2 separate regions of the Homo sapiens genome follow, and region 1 is linked to region 2. The links are chromatin loops, found by intact Hi-C in ENCODE. Cell type or tissue: PC-9. All regions are shown on one strand. Links, peaks and the distances in the headings refer to the core of each region. The heading gives the core; the rest is flanking DNA.

What was found. Peaks named below come from ENCODE experiments on the same cell type or tissue, not always from the same donor. Only the 100,000 strongest peaks of a DNase experiment are listed, where the experiment ranks them.
Region 1: a loop joins it to region 2, with 17 times the contacts of the local background. A loop is called at or near these places in 1 of 110 quality-filtered maps.

Annotation. Positions count from the first base shown.
Region 1 is chr6:4,703,158-4,711,204 of GRCh38, reverse strand. It overlaps the pseudogene PSMC1P11 and a transcript of CDYL not described here. Among named protein-coding and RNA genes, the nearest start is that of CDYL-AS1, 68 kb to the left of the region's middle. In PC-9, for the core only: no CTCF peak of the experiment used is centred there; a DNase peak (open chromatin) is centred at 4,014; H3K27ac peaks cover 1,319 bases.
Region 2 is chr6:4,277,237-4,285,283 of GRCh38, reverse strand. No RefSeq gene overlaps it. Among named protein-coding and RNA genes, the nearest start is that of ECI2-DT, 150 kb to the right of the region's middle. In PC-9, for the core only: CTCF peaks have their summits at 3,090 and 3,292; DNase peaks (open chromatin) are centred at 3,263 and 4,373; H3K4me3 peaks cover 928 bases.

The sequences.
Region 1 (8,047 bases), core at 1,486-6,485, 430 kb before region 2:
TTAGAGGCCAGGGTCATGGCCACAGAATCTTAGCCATGGTCCCTGTTCTCAGGGTATTTGTGATCTTAGAGAGACAAGTGCATGGACTGGTGGTGGGGATAAGTCCATTGTGTTGGATTTTGTGCCGACTCGAAGGTCTTATTTCTTTTACAGTATATATTTGAAGTGTGCAGCATGGCATTTTGCAGTACATATCCATAGTGAAATGAATACTACAGTCAAGCAAATTAACATATCCATCTCCTGACAGTTACCTTTGTGTGTGTGTGTGTGTGTGTGTGTGTGTGGTGAGAACACCTGAAATCTACACTCTTTGCCAATTTCCAGCATTCAATACAGTGTTATTAGCTACGGTCAGCATGCTTATTTCAACCACAGGGATTTAGAAAGGGATGATAGTAGTGGTCTGGGAAGCTTTGAGGAGGAGGGAATAGCTTGGAAGGATGGTTAGAATGTGAGTAGGGGAGGGGAGAAGGGAAACATCCAGGTACAAGGAGCAGAGAATAAAGACGGGAGCACAGCGTGCCTGTGGGACCTGGATGAGCCTTGGAGCAGAGGCATCTGTTGGAAGAAGTAGCTGAATAGATTGGATGGGCCTGTGAAACGAGGCCCTAAAAGCCACTGGGTTCCTCCCTCCCTCCCTCCCTGTTTTAGAGGTTTAGAGATAAAACTGGTGAAATTAAAAGGGACCAAAAAAGCAGTGGTTCTCAATCCTGGTGGCACATGAGAAAATTAAGGATGCTGGACTCATTCTCCAGAAATTCTCATGTAATTGGTCTGGAAAGGGGATCTAAATGTAGTTTCCTTCCTTCCTTCCTTCCTTCCCTCCCTCCCTCCCTCCTTCCCTCCCTCCCTTTCTCCCTCCCTTCCTCCTTTCTTTCCTTTTATTCTTCTTTCGATCCTTCCTCTTTCTCTTTCTGCAGAGCAGCAATCAAAATGGAAAAGAAATGAACATAAAGAGATTTGTTTTGTTTTGTTTTTTGAGATGGAATTTCACTCTTGTTGCCCAAGCTAGAGTGCAATGGCATGATCTCAGCTCACTGCAACCTCCACCTCCCAGGTTCAAGTGATTCTCCTGCCTCGGACTCCTGAGTAGCTGGGATTACAGGTGCATGCCACCACGCCCAGCTAATCTTTTGTATTTTTAGCAGAGACAGGGTTTCACTATTTTGGCCAGGCTGGTCTTGAACTCCTGAACACAGACAATCTGCCCGCCTCGGCCTCCCAAAGTGCTGAGATTACAGGCATGAGCCACCGTGCCTGGCCAAAGAGATGTTTTAAGGGGAAAAAATGCTAGCTATCTTGAATAATGAAACATAGCTGAATTAAAGAAGAGATTCTATTCATTTCTTTAAAATATTGGTTGAGCACTTACCATATGCCTCACACCGAATCAAGCTAAGGAAAATCAGAGGTTAAGACCTTTGTCCTGTCTTCAAGGAGTTTATATGTAATAGGTGACAAAATAACCACAATATGAGAAGAATATGAAAGCTGACTTAAGGGTAATTTTTTAAAAAGGTGTAAAGATATAGAGAATAGAGAGACAGAGGTTCCCTCTTGAGGAGAGAGTGAAGGACACTCTACAGAGGTACCACTTAGCTGCAGTTTGAAGCCTGGGGAGGTTTTTGGCAGGGGAGGTGGGGGAAGGGACCCTCACATGACAGTCATCACTAGGTGTAAGAGAAGCCATAAAAATGACTGGGGGCGGCTGGGTGCAATGGCTCACGCCTGTAATCCCAGCACTTTGGGAAGCCGAGGCAGGCGGATCACAAGGTCAGAAGTTCAAGACCAGCTTGACCAACATGATGAAATCCCGTCTCTACTAAAAATACAAAAATTAGCCGGGCATGGGGTGGTGAGTGCCTTTAATTCCAGCTACTTGGCAGGCTGAGGCAGGAGAATTGCTTGAACTCAGGAGGCGGAGGTTGCAGTGAGCCAAGACGGGGCCACTGCACTCCAGCCTGGGCAATAAAGTGAGACCCTGTCTCAAACAAGCAAAATGACTGGGTGCAATGAATAGCAGAATTAGTGCATAGTGACAAACAGCCTTATCCCTAAGAAGCATGAGGTGTATGGAAGGGTTGGTGGAGAAGGTGGATTAGTGCCAGAAAAGGTTAGAAAGGTGAGTTTATTTTTAAAACTGTTAACTAAAAAAAAGTTAACAATATTTTATTTTATTTTATTTTATTTTTTTTAAGACAGGGTCCCACTCTGTCACCCAGGCTGGAGTGCAGTGACATGATCTTGGCTCACTGCAACCTCTGCCTCCTGGGTTCAAGCGATTCTTCCTGTCTCAGCCTCCCAAGCAGCTGAGAGTACAGGCACATGCCAATTTTTGTATTTTTAATAGAGATGGGATTTTGCCATGTTGGCCGGGCTGGTCTTGAACTCCTGACCTCAGGTGATCCACCCATCTTGGCCTCCCAAAGTGCTGGGATTACAGGTGTGAGCCACTGTGCCCAGCCTATTTCTTGACCTTAGTGGTGGTTATATGGATGTCTGTAAGTATTGCTTTAAATATGCATATAAGATTTATAAACTTTATTCATGTAAGTTATATTTCACTGTTTAAAAATGTTTAAGGAACAGTATAAAATCAAAATAATCATCATAAACATATAACACCTACCAATACAATCTTGAGCTATATCAGATACATAGAAAAAATTCAAAAATTAACAGTTGCATTTGGAAATGTTTATTCATTGATATGAATGGGCAAAAATACAATTAAAAATATATGGCCAGGTGTGGTGGCTCATAACTGTAATCCCAGTACTTTGGGAGGACAAGGTGGGCAGATCACTTGAGACCAGGAGTTTGAGATCAGCCTGGACAACATGGTGAAAACCCATCTTTACTAAAAATACAAAAATTAGGCATGGTGGCACGGACCTGTAGTCCCAGGTACTTGGGAGGCTGAGGCATGAGAATTGCTTGAACCCTGGAGGTGGAGGTTGCAGTAAGTCAAGATCATGCCTGGGTGACAGAGCAAGATTCTGTCTCAAATATATATATATATATGTGTGTGTGTGTGTGTGTGTGTGTGTGTGTGTACACAACACAAACAGAAAACATTCTTTTGATTATACCTAAAACATCTGCAATAATAGATCACATATTAGGCCATAAAGGAAGTTTCAGTAAGTTCCAAGGAATCAATCCCATTCTGACAATGTTTTCCAACTACAATGCCATCACAGAATTAATATTTTTTAAAAGATGGCTAAAATAAAGTCCTGCTTATTCAGAAACTAAATAGCACACTATTAAATAACATTTGGACTAAAAAAAATAGAACTGAATAAAATACTACATGATTGAATTTGTACACATCTAAAGCAGTACTTAAAGGCAAATTTATAGTCTTAAATACATTAATTAACAAAAAAGTTAAAAACAAATGAGGTTTCCTAATAAGATATTATCTCACACCCACTAGGATGGCAACTATAAAAAAATCAGAAAATAACAAGTGTTTTGAGGATCAGCTTAACTTTTAAATTAGGTACTATCCGCATATGATAAAATGCACACATTTTAGAAGTCTGATTTTTTAAGGTCTTGAATGCCCAGGTAAGGGATTTGGATGGCTGGAGGTCATACAATACAGTAAACAGTTTAACAGACAGCCGGGGGCTGTGGCTCACGCCTGTAATCCCAGCACTTTGGGAGGCCGAGGAGGGCAGATCACGAGGTCAAGAGATCAAGACCATCCTGGCCAACGTGGTGAAACCCAGTCTCTATTAAAAATACAAAAAATTAGTGTGGTGTCACATGCCTGTAGTCCCAGCTACTCAGGAGGCTGAGGCAGGAGAATCGCTTGAACCCAGGAGACAGAGTTTGCAGTGGGCCAAGACTGTACGCCACTGCACTCCAGCCTGGTGACAGAGCGAGACTCTGTCTCAAATAAAAAACAAAAAACAGACTTGGCATTGAATTACAGTTTAGTCATTTGCTCACTATGTAATCTTGGACAAATGACTTGAGCCTCAGGGCCTTATTTCCTCATCTCCAATGGTGACAGGAATACACCCCTGGGGAATGTAGAAAAGGATCAAATAAAGTATTGTGTGCAATGTATACCTCTTCTTGGATATTTGACTTCATGGAATGCATCTTTTCCTTAAAAAAACCTGATTGAGGCCCTTATTGTAGAAAACACCTGGTAGTTGGTGCCTCTGTTTTATCTTCCAACTCTGGTCTCCATCCTGAACACTGTAACCAAGTTAGGCTCTGTTCAGCATTGCTTTCACCATTCTGTTCCTTCCACAAAAGCTTTTGGCGAGTCCCCACTGGCCTGAGGTGAAAATCTGAATGCTTTACATTAGAGTTCAAGGCCTTCTGAAGTCTGTCCTCAATCTGCTTTGCCACTCTCTGCTCCTCTATATTTGTAGTTTTATTTTATTTATTTTACGACAGTGTCTCACTGTCACCCAGGCTGGAGTGCAGTGGTGCCATCTCGACTCACTGCAGGCTCTGCCTCCAGGATTCAAGCGATTCTTATTCCTCAGCCTCCAGAGTAACTGGAATTACAGGCGCGCACCACCACACCTGGCTAATTTTTGTAATTTTTTTTAGTAGAGACGGGGTTTTACCATGTTGGCCATGCTGGTCTCGAACTCCTGACCTCAGCCCGCCTTGGCCTCCCAAAGTGCTGGGATTACAGGCCTGAGCCACCATACCCGGCCTAATTGTAGTTTTAAAACTCTTAAATTCTCTATAAAATCTGATGTGGCAAAAAACAAACAAACAAATGAAAAGAAAAAAAAACCACCCAAACTCTTAAAGTTACAGAACCCAGAGCTCTTTGTTCAAATGGAATCTCTTGTTCAAAAACATTGTAGCTCCATCCATCAGGCAGATGAGAGTGAAGCTTTTGGTTGAAGCCGGGATGAGGGTCCCAGATTGACTTCCTCTCCCCTCCCATTTCCTCCTTTCCATTCCTACCTGCTTAGTTCCCCGAGATGAGTCTCTTCAGGATATTGTTTGAAACCCATTGCCTTCCGGGAATGTCCTTAGGTAGAAATAGGTCCTCTCTCCTCAAGGAACAAAGGGGTCACTGAACTCCATGTGTGTTACCCTCCACTGGGCCTCTCGCCTGACCCTCCTCTGGTGGTTTGCTCATCAGTCAGGGACCCTGCCTCATAAAAGGCCCCCTCTGTGATGTAATGTTAACATGCTCAGCTACGCCTCTGGCATGAGTACAACAGCAATTTTAATCATATGCCTTTTTGTAGCAGCCTTTAAGCAGCCAAGGGTATCGCAACAAATCACAGCCCCGTGAAAACAGTTTTAACAGGGGACTGTCTGATGTGGTACAAGCATTCCCTTGGTCTGATTTCACCTAGAAAATGTTGTGTCAAGAGCAGTGGTTTTCAAACCTGCAGATGGGGCCTTGGAACTTGTGTTTGCAGATAATCCCCTGAGTTCAGAATCAGTAGTATGGGCACTAGAAAACAGCTAAGGAGAATGGAAATTTCTAGTTGAGTGCAGGGGTGCAGGGAGGATGGTACACTCAGAGACGAGAATATGTGCTGTACTTCGTGTGGATATTTTCTCACATGAAGGAACAGAAGAGTGGAAAGTGCAGAAGAAGTAGGTTTTCAGGGGGTTGTCTTGCTTTCGGTTTTGAGCAGATGGAGTTTAAAACAGCCATGGGCCAATGAAGTGCAGATTTCCAGCAGGTAGTTGGAAATTTGAGTCTGGGACTCAAGAGTGAAGTGAGGGGTGAGCTGATAAAACAGAATCATCTGTATGAAGGAGAGAGTTGAAGGTGTAAAATGAGTGAGTTTTTTAAGGAAGAGAGGAGAGCCTTGTGAAATGCCTATGTTTAGTTTCCAGAGGAAGAGAGTAGAGTGAGTAAAGGAGGTGGGAGATGTGGCCAGAAAGGAACAACAGAAGTTCACCTGCCAACTCACAGGGAGGGAAGAGCTTCTAGGAGGAGGAGGTGGGTGGGTGGCCAATGGGGTGTGATATGGTTAGGCTTTGTGTCCCTATCCAAATCTCATTTTGTCTTTTTTCTTTTTTTTGAGATGGAGTCTCATGCTGTTGCCTAAGCTGGAGTGCACTGGTGCGATCTCTGCTCACTGCAACCTCCGCCTCCCAGGTTCAAGAGATTCTCCTGCCTCAGCCTCCAAAGTAGCTAGGATTACAGGCACCTGCCACCACACCCAGCTAATTTTTGTATTTTCTCTACAGATGGGGTTTTGCCATGTTGGCCAGGCTGGTCTTGAACTCCTGACCTCAGGTGATCCACCCACCTCGGCCTCCCAAAGTGCTGGGATTGCAGGCGTGAGCCACTGTGCCCGGCCAAATCTCATTTTGAATTGTAATCCTCAGATGTCAAGGGAGAAAAGTAATTGAATGATGGGAGTAGTTTCCCCCATGCTGTTCACGTGATAATGAGTGAATTCTCACGAGATCTGATGGTTTTATAATGGTAGTTTTTCTCGTGCTGTCACACAGTCTCTCTTGCCTGCCACCATGTAAGATGAGTCTGCTCCCCCTTCTGCCATGACTGTAAGTTTCCTTCCCAAGGAAGTTGGCTTCCCAAGACATGTGGAATTTAAGCCTCTTTTCTTTATAAATTATCCAGTCTTGGGCAATTCTTTATAGCAGTGTGAAAACGGACTAATACAGGGTGAATGTTATTAACTACAGTTCCTGGGGAGGATAAAAGGTGAGAAGCAGTCAGGACTTTGGAATTCAGGTCACCTTGCAGTATGTATGATGTGGATGGGTGGTTTTCATGGGCCTGAGAGCTGAGTGGGAAGTGAGAAGTCTCCTTTACCTTTCTGGGACTTCATGGAGATCATTTCAATCTGATAAGTCTCCTGACCACCTTCTTACTCTTGCTTTGTACAGAAAATATTATTTTTAAGAAGTCTGGCTGGTGTGGTGGCTTACACCTGTAATCCCAGCACTTTGGGAGGCTGAAGCGGGTGGATCACTTGAGGTTAGGAGTCTGAGACCAGCCTGGCCAACATGGCAAAACCCCATCTCTGCTAAAAATACAAAAATTAGCTGGGTGTGGTGGCGCACGTCTGTAATACCAGCTACTCTGGAGGCTGAGGCAGAGAATCGCTTGAACCTGGGAGGCAGAGATTGCAGTGAGCCAAGATTGTGCCACTGCACTCCAGCCTGGGCAACAGAGCGAGATTCTTTGTGTGTGTGTGTGTGTGTGTGTGTGTGTGTGTGTGTGAGAAAGAGCACACTTTACTGGGAAGCAGACTGCTGCACAGTGACCAACAGACGAAGGCCACCCAATGGGCACTTACACATTGTACTCCAAAAGACACAGGATGTTTTTCTAATAAAAATCACTGGGAACAGGGATTCCTCTGGGCAAATCCCCCAACCTCATCCCTTTCAGGGATTGAGAAATCTCCCAACCATTTTCCTGATGGCAGCTGTGGTTCACTAGAGAGACAGCCCCTCAGGGGTGCCTTCCTGTTTCTTATAAAGAACATTTTCTTTAGATTTTTTGAAGTCTTCATTTGTTGCTTTCATTCTACGTTCTCTTAAGGCCATCAGACCAGCTTCTGTACAGATTTGCCTTGATGTCAGCATCAGAGAGGTCATCTTTAGCCACGATCAAGTCATCCAGGGTTACATCATCTGCCAGCATCATCCTGCTTGTGTGAATCTGAAAGATGCACTTCTTAGTCTTTTCATCAGGCAGGGGGAACTTGATCTTCCTGCCAGTGCGGCCTGGTCTGATAAGTGCTGGATCCAAAGTTTCTCTTCAGTTTGTGGTCATGATATCTTTCACATCTCCCCTAGAATCAAATCCATCCAACTGGTTCAACAGTTCCAACATTGTTTGCTGAATTTCTCTCTCACCACCAGAATTTGAGTCATATCTTTTTGTCCCAATGGCGTCAGTTTCATCAGTAAACACGATGGATGGTGCATGTTCTCCAGCAACTTGAAACAATTCCCGTACAAGTTTGGGCCCATCACCTAGGTACTTCTGAATAAGTTCAGAGCCAACCACTTTCAAGAAAGTGGCTGAGGTTTGGTTTGCTACCGCTTTGGCTAG
Region 2 (8,047 bases), core at 1,006-6,005:
TCTCGGCTCACTGCAAGCTCCGCCTCCTGGGTTCACACCATTCTCTTGCCTCAGCCTCCCGAGTAGCTGGGACTACAGGCACCCGCCACCACACCCAGCTAATTTTTTGTATTTTTAGTACAGACGGGGTTTCACCGTGTTAGCCAGGATGGTCTCGATCTCCTAACCTCGTGATCCACCCGCCTTGGCCTCCCAAAGTGCTGGGATTACAGGCGTGAGCCACCGTGCCCAGCCTTTGTAGTTTCTTAAACTTGCTGCAAACTCAGTCTCCTTAGGACCTTTGCACATGCTGCTTCCAGCCACCTATAAACATTTCTATTCCTAATTCAGGGCTAGCTTAGGTGTTACCTTCTCCAGGAGGCCTACTGAGACACACTTCTCTTTCCTACCATCCGAAAATATCCCATCTTTTGGGCTCTGCCTGGTTACTTGTCCATCTCCTCTACTAACCTATAAGCTCTATGAAGGCAGAGACAAAATCCATCTCTATAATGGTGACCTGACAGTGCCTGGCACACAGGAAGTCCTCAAAGAATATGTTGCAGATTCTGTCACTGCCCCATCCATAGCCCCTTGTGCTTATCTCTTTAGTTGAAGCTGGTCCAACTTCCAACTGCCAGCCCCTGCTTGCCCCAGGGCTTTCTCTGGCCACTAAAGCCTGCTTTGCCTATTTCAGGATCAAGGCATAAGTTCCAGGAAAGTCATGCTCCCTAGGAGCAGCCTCAACCAGTGATTGATGGGACTTTGTGTAGAAATACCCAAGCTTCCTCACCCCTTGGTGAGATAACTCTGAGGCATGTATTCTACACTGGATCTTAAAGTTTCCCAGTATGATTAAGCTCCCACAATGGTAGCAAATTCAACAATGCACCCTTTACTGGCCACCCTCCTTTCTGTCTTCTTCACTTCCAGAGTGCCAATAAACTCCTTGCTCTTGAATCCTTGACTTAGCATCTGCTTCCCTGAGAACCCACTCTAGGACAGAATGTTTGCTGAATCAATGAGTGAGCCTCTGTCCCAGTCTCTGCCGCCCACTCAGCACACCACAACTGGTGCATGAAAACTGATTGCTAGTAGGCATACATGTTCCGAGCAGGGGAGAGCATATACACAACAGGAAATTTCAAATCTTCATTTCTGTCTCTACTGGCATTTATCATTGAGACCATGCAAAGAAACCTTATTTTATTTAAAAGTGCAATGTTGAAGAGTGGCATTGAATAAGATGATTAAATAAGTAACATGGCACCTGTGAGTGTAATTAGCTCTAGCAATAGAGACCAAGACTGGCTAGATTATTTGCCAGAGAAATACTACTACTTGGTTTTCGTCTGCCTGGCAACAGACTGACATTGTACAATCCTTCTCCCATCCTGCTGCACTAATGGAGACTAAGAGCCACTCCAAGTGGGTCACCAAACAGTGGACTGGATGAAAATGTTGAAGGCAGGAATGAAATTCAGTCTTTTTCTTTTTTTTCCCTCCACTACAAATCACTGTAATTTGGAGAGGGGATTTGCAGTGGATTATACATGGCTCTAGGGCCACAGAGGGTACCTTCTCTTTTATTCCCCTGACACACTTCATCCTACAATTCTCCATTTTTCCTTAGCAGGGGAAGAATATTGCACTGGTTCTTTGGGGGATGAATACTAGAGATACTCGAAAAGTATGCAGCTTAATCCTGCGAGGGGTCCTTTAGAGTCGGAAAATTGATGGTCCAAGATTTGAAGTTCTCCTTGGGCCAAAACCCAGCTCCATCTCTAAGGGTGAGGGCAGAAGGGAGAAGCAGGCCTACAAAAAAATGGTATTTGTACTTCCCTCCTATTCTCAAAAGAAAGTGGTCTTAATTAAACATGAGTGATTCTTGACAGGGTAAAGAAATCTTAAGAAACTAAGAACTCAAAGAGTTGAAGAAGAGAGAGCAGTCTTGCTGTACTCAGAGTGTGTGCCTGAGTGTACCTGCACGTGCACGGGTGGGGAGTGGAGGGACAGGTTTCCCACTTTACTTGAATCTGGACTCTCCTCTCTAAGGCTGACTGACATGTTTCCCTGCTTCCATCCCTTCCTTTCAAATTCAATCACCTCACCATGTTACCAGCCCAGATCTTACCGTTGGACTGTGCTGACAAGTGATAAGTGTGTCCCTGTTGCCTCCAGGGACTGAGACCCCTGCAGAGCCCAGACAGGATCCCAGGAAGCCTGAGGGAATGGCAGGGACTGAGACAAAGGGCAAGCTGGTGCCTGGTTTCCAGGAAGCAGCTACAACCTGGAGCCAGCTTATGGCAGGATGGTGAGTCCAGTGACATCAAACCCTCCGATTTTTCCAAGAGATGCCAGAAAGGTACTGACTTTTAAAACTTTATAAGAATTAAACAAAACAAGTACGTAGGGTTTAAAAAAAAAAAAAAAAAGGTCATCTCATGGCCACCAGCTTGCAAGCTCCAGCCTACAAGATAAAGCTTAAGTCCTTAAGCATGACCTCCAAAGTCCTTTATGGTCTTGTCTGCCCCTGTTGTAGTTCCAGAACTACTCAGTCCTTTGTCCCCAAAGCCCCAACCCACACCTCTCCCTGAGTGTCAGCTCAAGCTAGTATGTAGGATTGAAAAGGACAGTACAGATTTGTCTTGACATGGAGTTCACATTTCACATAGCAAACTAGCTATTTATGCTTAGAATGCTTATTTAGGGTAGCTTTGAAGGGTGTTGAGGAGATTATGGGAGGGCACCAAACCCCCCGACTCTGGTTTCCTCTAACAAGAACGTTCTTCTATGCTCTTGGCCACCTTGCAAAATTGTATCTGTTCTTCAAAACTCAGGTTGAGCGTCCCTGGAGACTTTACTGACTCCAGAAAGAATCGCTCTCTTTCCCCCTCCCTGCTCCATCCACCCCCCTCCCCGCTCCATCCACCCCCTCCCCCCACACCTTGCATACATTTTTCACTATTATATGTGTGGTAATGTGCTGTATTATTGCTCCCACGTCTGCTCCCCTGCGGACTGTGAACTGTCGAGTTTGAGGACTGCGTCTCATCCTCAGGGCTTTGTTCCCAGAGCCCTCCCTCTGCTTCTGTATTCCGACACGGAGTCATCTATCACACTTCTGCGAACACACCAGACATCCAATAGCTGCTTGTTGTAATGAAACCAAAAGGAGAACTGAGAATTCACGTTGCCAGACTCCTGATTCACAACTTTCCTGTAGAACGCACCTCGCCCGCCACCTGCCTAACCCACTTACGTAACCCAGTTTGGCGTTTCCTATGTCTCACTGGGCCTGCGAGGTTGTGCGGCGGCCCCACCTGCTGCGGAGCTGGGGGACTGCCGCGGGGGAGCAGGTGGACCGCAGAGCGCAATTACGCAGAGCCGTGTCTGGCCAGATTGGGAGCGGGAACAGCTTCGTCAGACTGCCTGGGTGCAGCACCTGGGCTGTGAGAAAGGCGAGAAGGGAAGGATGAGCCATATCACCGCGCTTGCGGAGGACGTGGCGCTGGAGCGTGGGCAGGGTCTGCGGGGTGCAGCCAGAGGGATTGGCGCAGCTCCCTGAGAACCACCTGGGTTTCTGGGTAGGAGGAGTCCTGGGAAAGACCTTGCATGGGTGGATGAAACAATCTTCTATTTGTGGTGGACGCCAAGGGGAGTGTTCGGAGACGCCCAGGCATGTGGGCAGGGGAGGGTGGCTGCAACGCCTTCGGCACCTGGGGTTCTTGCACCAGCTGGACCAAACCATGGACCGAGAGACAGATGGTCCTTCATCTCCCAGTGCCTGTCCAGGTGAGCATACGAGGCAGCGATTCTGACCCTGCGTTTGGTCTGCCTCCTGGACTCGAATGGAGCCACACATGTCCACGGGAAGAAAACGGGGTTGCCCCAAACAGTGTTCCCTGGAACCACAGGCCCAGGCAAATTTCCGTTGAGGCAGTGAGAAGTATTTGGAAAATAAATGCACCCTTTACCAGAGAAGGGACCTCATCATCTTTGACATTTTGAAACCCTGGGGGGAATGTCTTTGGTGCCAGGACTTGCCTTGCATTATTTCAGTTAATCTCACGCCACCTCCCGGGGTAGGTATCATTTTAAATCATCAGAGACCTCATGTTTGCCCCCAGAGCAGGCACCAGCTGCTGCTGGTAAGATCCACACACGGTCCCCCACCCCTTGCCCCATGCCAGTTTTCTTTTGGTGGGCTTGCATTAATCCAAGCTTCTATGTGGTGACCTGGGAGAGAGGAGCAGGCTAGGTGATGGGGAGAAGGTGGTGATGGAATGCTATGTTTCCCCCCTCTAAGGGCTTCCACCAGCTGGAGTATGGCCAGGAATACAAGGGCATGACGCTGATAGGATTCTTCAAGTATGAGTCAAGGACTCCAGGGCTGGGCAGACTTGCTTGCTGCATTTGGAGTGGAGGAGACTATTCTTCTTGTCTGCATAGAAACAGCCCTGCTCTGGTGCCCATAGGACAGGGAGCTTTGAATGAATCCCAAAACAACAACCTTGCCTGGTTTTGGCAATGCAATGACAAGCACTCCTTGTGGCCCTGCAGAAACAAGGTGGGTGGAGGTGGGGAACAGGTGCAGGAGAGTCAACGGGAGTGATGTGATGGAGCAGACGACTGCAGCTAACAGACTGGCTCTGCGCACAGGAGACACTCTTTTGAGACTCAGAACAAATAGGGGACACTGTGAAGAGGGTTTCTGGAAGCCAGGCTGGGGAGGGTGTAGCTTTGGTAACTATAATTTGTCATTAAAAATGAGTGTGTCATATTACAGACACAGGCCCACGAGGTCACTTGGTCACCTGGATCACACCACCGTAATGAAGATAAAAAAACAGATTCAGAGAAATTAAGTACTTTTTCAAAATTCCACACTAAGACAGGGGAACGGAGAACAAGCAGTTGGGATGGGAAACCAGCTCTTCCTAATTCCTCGGGAGAGCACAGTACTGTGGGAACTACAGTCTTTCATTCTCATCACAGATCTAGCTGTTCTTCTGTGGCAAGTGAGGTAATTGCTTGAATGTTAGTTTTTTTGCCTTGACTTCTTCATCTTTTTTTTTTTTTTTTTTTTTTGAGATGAAATTTCACTCTTGTTACTCAGGCTGGACTGCAATGGCGCAATCTCGGCTCATTGCAACCGCCGCCTCCTGGGTTCAAGTGATTCTCCTGCCTCAGCCTCCTAAGTAGCTGGGATTACATGTGCATGCCACGACACCTGGCTAATTTTTGTATTTTTAGTAGAGATGGGATTTCACCATGTTAGCCAGGCTAGTCACGAACTCCTGACCTCAGGTGATCCACCGGCCTCAGCCTCCCGAAGTGCTGGGATTATAGGCGTGAGCCACCATGGCCAGCTGATTTCTTCATCTTTTAGTGAAATTCATATAGTACCTACACCTAATAACCCTAGTAAAATGGAATCGTTAAGGTCTCATAAGGAAATATAGTTGAGCTCATCTGGTACAAAGAAGATAATTTACAGACAAGGTGAAGCATTCCATTTTTTAATGTAGCTGGAGTAAATAGGAGTGACTTACATTGCAGAAAAACTAAACTGTTGCAAATGGAAGTTGAGTAACTGTTGAAATCAGTGATTTGTCTTGTTTTTTTAAGAATAACACTCTAGAAGACAATAACATTAACATGGCAATACTCCTTAAGTTGATCTACAGATTCAATGCAATCCTTATGAAAATTCCTGCCGCCTCTTTTGTCTAAATTGACAAACTGATCATAAAATTTATATAGAAATACACGGGACCCAGAATAGCCAAAACAGTCTTGAAAAAAAACAAAGTTGAAAGACACAAACTTTCCAATTTCAAAATGTATGACAAATCTACACTAACCAAGACAGTGCAGTACTGCCATAAGGATAGACATGTATTGAGAGTCCAGAAATAAAATCATATATTTATAGTTAATTGGTTTTTGACAAGGGTTCCCAGGAAACCCAATGAAGAAAGAATAGTCTTTCAAACAAATGGTGTTGGAATAACTGGCTATCCACATGGAAAAGAATGAAGTTGGACCTGTACCTCACACCACATACAAAATTAGCTCAAAATGAATCAGAGATTTAAGTGTAAGTGCTAAGATATGATACTCTAAAAAGAACAGAGGAGTAAATCTGTGTGACCTTGGATTAAGCAATGGTTTCTTAGACGTGACACCAAAAGCGTTAAGCAAAAAAAGAAAAAGAAAGATACATCAAAATTATGGATTTTACAGATGAAGTCAAAAAATAGACTTGATCAACATTAAAAACTTTTTTGTGGCAAAGGGCACTATCAAGAAAGTGACAAGACAACCCACAGAATAGGAGAAAATACTTGCAAATCATATATATGATAAGCATCTAGTATTTAGAATATATAAAGAGTTCTTATAATGTAATCATAAAAAGACAAGGAACGAAATTTTTTGAGCAACCGATTTGAATAGGCAGAAATTACATACAAAAAAGATATACAAATGGCCAATATGCAAAGAAAAGATGTTCAGCATCACTAGTAATTAGGAAAATGAAAATCAAAACCACAATGAGGTACCACTTCGCACCTACCAGGATAGCTATAATAAAAAAGATAGACAAATGTGGCGGAGAGAGTGTGGAGATACTGGAACTCTCATACACTGCTGGTGAAAATGTAAAATGGTGTTTCCCTCTGGAAAACAATTTTGCTATTCTAAAGTAAATTAAACAGTAATTCTGTTCCTAGATACATGCCTAAGAGAATTGAAAAGATACATCCACATAATAACCTGTACACAAAGGTTCACAGAGGCATTATTCATGATAGCCAAAAAGTGAAAACAACACAAATGTCTATCAATTGATGAATGGATAAACAAAATGTGGTCTATACATACAATTGAATATTATTCAGCCATGAGAAGAATGAAAAACCAATATATACAACAACATGGGTGAACCTTGAGAACATTATGCTACATAAAATAAGCCAGACCCCAAAAGCCACGTTATAGATTCCATTTATATGAAGTCTGGAAAGGCAAATCCATAGAGACAGAAAGTAGATTAGTGGTTGCCAAGGGCTGGAGGAGGGGAGCATGGGAAGTGACTATTAATGGGGTTGGTGTTTCTTTCTGGGAGTAATAGAAATGTCCTGGAATTAGTGGTGATGGTTACAAAACTTTGTGATTACATTAAAAACCATCAAATTGTACACTTTAAAAAGGCAAATTTTATGGAATATTAATTACATCTCAATAAAAAAATGCTCAGGTGTAGGAGAAAGGAAGGAAGGAAAGAAGGAAGGAAGGAGAGAGAGAGAAAGAAAGAAGGAAGGAAGGAAAGAAAAAAAGAAAAAGAGAGAGGGGGAGGGAGAGAGGGAGGGAGAGAGGAAGGAAGGAAAGAAGGAAGGAAGGAAGGAAGGGAGGGAGGGAGGGAGGGAAAGAGAGACAGAAAGATAGAATAACACTATAAGAAGTGTGTTGTCTGGCCCGACAGTGCAACCCACACTCTTCCAAGAAAAAAGAACGGCATGTCCCCCACAGAGAACAAGAAGGGGGGTCTCCACTGTCTCTTATATTAGGGTTTTCCACTTAGACAAAACAAATAGGATGGATGGACAGATGATAGATAATGAGAGAGGATTCATTAGGAAAAATGACTCGTGATTATGGAGGCTGAGAAGTCCCACGAAGAGCCAACGGCAAGCCGGAGGCCCAGGGAAGTCGACAGTGTGGCTCAGTCCAAGACTAAGGCCTGAGAATCCTATGGGGTATGTGCAAGTTCCAGAGTTGAAGGCCAAAGAACCTGGAGTGCTGGTGTCCAAGGGTAGGAGGAGAAGGGTGTCCCAGCTCCAGAAGAAGAGGGAAAATTTGCCCTCCCTCTGCCTTTTTGTTCTATCAGGACTCTCAGCAGATTGGCTGGTGCCCGCCCACACTGGGTGAGGGCGGATCTTCCTTACTCAGTCCACTGATTCAAATGTCAATCTCTTCTGGAAACACCCTCACAGACATACCAAGAAATAATGCTTTGCCAGCTGAGTACCCCATAATCTAGGCAAGTCGACACCTAAAA